Regions from separate parts of the Homo sapiens genome. Here region 1 is linked to region 2. The links are chromatin loops, found by intact Hi-C in ENCODE. Cell type or tissue: A673. All regions are shown on one strand. Region 1 overlaps EHMT1 (euchromatic histone lysine methyltransferase 1). Region 2 overlaps CACNA1B (calcium voltage-gated channel subunit alpha1 B).

What was found. A loop is a pair of places that touch in the nucleus more often than their neighbours do. Peaks named below come from ENCODE experiments on the same cell type or tissue, not always from the same donor. Only the 100,000 strongest peaks of a DNase experiment are listed, where the experiment ranks them.
Region 1: it touches region 2 in a loop (7-fold over the local background); 5 of 110 quality-filtered maps call a loop at or near these places.

The regions. Positions count from the first base shown.
Region 1 is chr9:137,671,711-137,674,210 of GRCh38, forward strand. The region is part of intron 1 of EHMT1 (euchromatic histone lysine methyltransferase 1); the gene reads left to right. Among named protein-coding and RNA genes, the nearest start is that of EHMT1, 54 kb to the left of the region's middle. RefSeq lists an enhancer at 1,727-1,836. In A673, a CTCF peak has its summit at 1,287 (motif pointing right); a DNase peak (open chromatin) is centred at 1,321; H3K27ac peaks cover 394 bases.
Region 2 is chr9:138,112,324-138,114,823 of GRCh38, forward strand. It overlaps CACNA1B (calcium voltage-gated channel subunit alpha1 B), which reads left to right. Exons shown (of 47, transcript NM_000718.4): 40 at 75-182; 41 at 2,055-2,167. Among named protein-coding and RNA genes, the nearest start is that of FAM157B, 100 kb to the right of the region's middle. In A673, CTCF peaks have their summits at 1,442 (motif pointing left) and 1,646 (motif pointing left); a DNase peak (open chromatin) is centred at 1,518.

The DNA.
Region 1 (2,500 bases), 440 kb before region 2:
AGAGATGGGGTTTTGCCGTGTTGCCCAGGCTGAGCTTGAATCCCTGAGCTCAAGCTTTCCACCAGCCTTGGCCTTCCAAAGTGCTGGGATCACAGGCATCAGCCACTGTGCCTGGGCCTGAATCCTATACTTGGAATCCTGATGAAATAAGGACCCCAACCCTGCAGTGCTGTGGTCCAGGCCTTGCCCCGACATGTGGCTGTGGAGAGGCCGTGGCCCCTTAGTCCTTGTGTTCGTGCTGCGCCCCTTCTCCCTGCACTCAGTGAAGCTCCCCCAGCACTTCCTGTCCAGCAGACATGACAGTGCAGAGACCCCAGGATTCTTCCAGGGCTCCGGCTACATACAGATGTGAAGCATTATTTACCTTTCGCTCTCATTCTGTGCTGAGTGTCAGGCACGAGATGTGTGATAGTGCCATAGAGGGCGTGCAGCAGGCGGTGTGAGCATCTGGCTCTGCTGACTGGAAAAGATAGGTGCACAAATGTAAAACCGTATCACTTTTGTTTCTTTTTTTAAAAGAATACTTCATTTTCATAAAGTGTTTTATGTTAACGCGTAGTAGGTTTATTGTTATTTGTACAGGAGGTTTTGACAAATGGTAAAACTAACTTGATGCCATTTTCATAAAGTATTTTATGTTAACATGTAGTAGGTTTATTGTTATTTGTACAGGAGGTTTTGACATAGTAACACTAACTCGGTGGCATTTTCATAAAGTAAATTTTATGTTAGCACGTAGTAGGTTTATTTTATTTGTACAGGAGGTTTTGACATGGTAACACTAACTTGGTGCCATTCTGGCAACTCGTGGACAAAATCCCTTTGGGGTACTCAGTGTGTTTAGAGTGTGACGTGGTCTTGAGAATGAAAAGTTTGGGAATTGTTGTTTTACCGTAAACCAAAGCGCCTGGCGCAGTACTGCAGTGAACTAACCAACCAACCAACCAGTTTCTGCCTCTCGTAGAGCTGACATTCTGATTGGGGATAAGTTTCACATTTTTGTGTCATATCCTTCAAAATAGTCAACTCCTTAGGTTTAATGTCTTTTTATCAACATGGAGATTTTGAATGAAATTCAGCCATGAGTGTGTGTTTGTTTTCCCATGCTATCTCAATCGTATTACAGAGCAGTGTTGTGGAAACATTTAAAAAACAATCTCTGACATGAGTAGGAATGTGGTCTTCTACCAGGAACTTTACCGATTGCAGAGAATTTATTAATATTACTACTATACCTTGTGGTTTTCTGCATGCAGGTTTAAGCCTGCATTTACACTTCTAACCACAAGGTGGTGCTTTTGTTCTAGGTCCGAAGGCTGACACCGGGCTGGATGGAGCTTGAGAACCAGTTTTATATGGGTTGCTTTTTTGCCAATTTAAGATGATTCTGCTTTGAAGTGCTTAGCAAAGAACCTTACCTTCCTTTTGCATCAGGGTTGTCTCATCTTAGAGTGACATCCTAGAGTGTGTAGGAACCTCCCAGCAGGTGTTTATTGAGCACCCCTTACTTGTGTGCTAGTCTGGGTGCCTGGTGGTGCTCAGAGCTGGCCTGGACCAAGTCCCCAGGGGTTTGTGGTCCCTCACCATTCTCGACTGCTGCTTTTATATTTGTTGTATTTCTGATAGGACCGTTGCTCACGTTGCTCTTCTGATCTGAAAAAAGAAATAGGCTTCTCATTTTTTCATGGTGTGTAAGTTCTGTACAGCCTTATTTTTATGTCTCATGTTGTTCTGAAGAGGAGATGGGTGTCCTGGGAGGCAGGGCAGCTGTGTCCAGCTGCAGTGTCCCTGGTGGCTGAGCTGAAGGCAGTGTGAAGCTCCGGCCTCGAGGATGTGCCAGGGAGTGTGTGGAGGTCATGTCTGTGTCCCTCCCTCAGACCCGCACTCCCAGCCTGTGCTTTACACCAGACAACTCCTGGCGAAACTGCGCTGCTGCCCTGCCTGGCACTGGCCCTGCCCTCAGGGAGGCTCTGGCCGGGGCTGCCAGTGTTCATCAGTGTCTTCAAAACTTGTTTCTCACATTAGAAAAATGTTAAGGCCCGTCATTTCATGGTGGTAATTGTGTGAGAGTATGTATGAATTGAAAAGATGGAAAATGACACAATTACTATGAATATAGTAAGATTAAAAAACAGCATCTGTATGTGTCAACATATTACTTAGCCTCCCGGAGCCAATACTAGCAGGACCTGAGAGTCTGTGGGTCCCTCCTAGGGCTGTACTGTTCTCTGGAGCCTGGGGGCTGAGGCCTTGATTGGGGGCAGGACAATCTGTTGTCTTGGAATAGAGCCCAGGAGGCCCAGACAAGGTGCTGACCAGCTAAAGCTGCTTTTTTCACACACTGTTTGAAATACGGTTAGTGGAGAGAGGCAGTGGGGCGATCCAGGGTGGGCAGGGAGACGTTCTAAAACACCAAGGCATTCCTCACAGGGTCTGGAGCGCAGTGAGCTTAGAAAACCAGCACCGTAACACATGCTGCCCTTTACGAGGCAGTGGTGGG
Region 2 (2,500 bases):
TGCCCCATTGGCGGCTGCAGGGCTGCTCCTAACATCTCTGTCTTTTCCCCTTCCCCACCATCATCCTGGTGCAGCTGGGACAAAGCAGCATCAGTGTGACGCGGAGTTGAGGAAGGAGATTTCCGTTGTGTGGGCCAATCTGCCCCAGAAGACTTTGGACTTGCTGGTACCACCCCATAAGCGTAAGTGTGAGGGTGAGAAATGCCCCCAGCCCCCACCTTTACTGTCCCACCCAGAGTGGCTGGAGGGCTGTGGAGGTGAGGGTGAGGGATGAAGGGCAGGCCACCTTGGAGAGGTGGGCTCACCTCCTCATGAATCTGCCCTCAGCTCCAACCAAGAGAGCCCTGGGTGGCAGAGGAGCTGCAGAGATGAGCGTGGGTTTGTTGTGTTGAGCTCCTGGTGTGTGGAATTTATTTTTTTTAAATCCAGAGGAAAGGCAAGAGGGGATCCCACAGGGATGTGAGGGAGTGCGGTGAGATGCCCAACTCCATCTTGTGAGAGACGTGAGGGAGCGCGGGGAGGTGCCCAACTCCATCTTGTGAGAGACGTGAGGGAGCGTGGGGAGGTGCCCAACTTCATCTTGCGGGAGACGTGAGGGAGCACAGGGAAGTGCCCAACTCCATCTTGGAGAGGTGAGGGAGCATGGGGAGGTGCCCAACTGCATCTCGTGGGAGACGTGAGGGAGCGCAGAGAGGTGCCCAACTCCTTCTTGTGAGAGACGTGAGGGAGCACGGGGAGGTGCCCAACTCCATCTTGGAGACGTGAGGGAGCACGGGGAGGTGCCCAACTCCATCTTGTGGGAGACGTGAGGGAGCACGGGGAGGTGCCCAACTCCATCTTATGGGAACGTGAGGGAGCGCGGGGACGTGCACACCTCCTTCTTTTGAGAGGCATGAGGGAGTTCGGGGAGGTGCCCAACTCCACTGGGAGGTGCCCAACTCCATCTTATGGGATACATGAGGGAGCACAATGAGGTGCCCAACTCCATCTTGTGGGAGACGTGAGGGAGCACGAGGAGGTGCCCAACTCCAACTTGTGAGAGACGTGAGGGAGCACGGGGAGGTGCCCAACTCCATCTTATGGGATACGTGAGGGAACACAATGAGGTGCCCAACTCCATCTTGTGGGAGACGTGAGGGAGCGCGAGGAGGTGCCCAACTCCATCTTGTGGGAGACGTGAGGGAGCGCAGGAAGGTGCCCAACTCCTCCTTGTGGGAGACGTGAGGGAGCGCAGGAAGGTGCCCAACTGCATCTTGCGGGAGACGTGAGGGAGTGCCGGGAGGTGCCCAACTCCATCTTGTGGGAGACGTGAGGGAGCGCAGGAAGGTGCCCAACTCCTCCTTGTGGGAGACGTGAGGGAGCGCAGGAAGGTGCCCAACTGCATCTTGCGGGAGACGTGAGGGAGTGCCGGGAGGTGCCCAACTCCTCCTTGTGGGAGACGTGAGGGAGCGCAGGAAGGTGCCCAACTCCATCTTGTGGGAGACGTGAGGGAGCGCCGGGAGGTGCCCAACTCCATCTTGTGGGAGACGTGAGGGAGTGCCGGGAGGTGCCCAACTCCACCTTGTGGGAGACGTGAGGGAGCGCAGGAAGGTGCCCAACTCCATCTTGTGGGAGACGTGAGGGAGCGCCGGGAGGTGCCCAACTCCTCCTTGTGGGAGACGTGAGGGAGCGCAGGAAGGTGCCCAACTCCTCCTTGTGGGAGACGTGAGGGAGCGCAGGAAGGTGCCCAACTCCATCTTGCTTTCTGGGGAGGAGACACAGGAAGGGCCCTGCATTAAGCAGGTGGGGATGGCCTCAGCCCGGTCTTGAGAGGCCTCAGGAGGAGTCAGGGCAGTCAGGAGGGCCAGGTCAGCATCTGGAGGAGCCCTAGGTAGGCCAAACTCCTGGTGGCCGAGCCCCATGTTCTGCCTGAGAGCCCTCTGTCCCAGTGCATTTCCAGGAGTCTTTGTGGGGGGCGAGGGAGGGGCGGCTGTTTCCTCACCTTACTTCCATACCTTGTTTCCGTGGATCCTCTGCCCCCTTCTCCGAATCTCAACTCCTGTGTTCTTTTCCAGCTGATGAGATGACAGTGGGGAAGGTTTATGCAGCTCTGATGATATTCGACTTCTACAAGCAGAACAAAACCACCAGAGACCAGATGCAGCAGGCTCCTGGAGGCCTCTCCCAGGTAGCTGGCGGCCCTCAGTTTTCCAGGAAAACTGTGATGCCTCCGAGGCTCTGGCATCCTTCGGGGGGTTGACGACGGGGGAGATGCACACCATTCTTGGAAAAAGTATCTCAGAAGGAAGATGAAAGATTCTTGCAGCTACCTCTCTGGCCCCCAGAGTCAGAAACTACACACAGCCTTTATGCTTTCCATGAGCTGGCGGTACTGGGCAGCTCCTGACATAGAAAGTCAGCACTCAGGGCCAGAAGTTGAGGGCTGGGCTGGGCAGTGTCATGGTTGTTATGGGGTGGAAGAGAAGAAGATGTGAAGACCATTTGAGGAGGATTGTTTGGA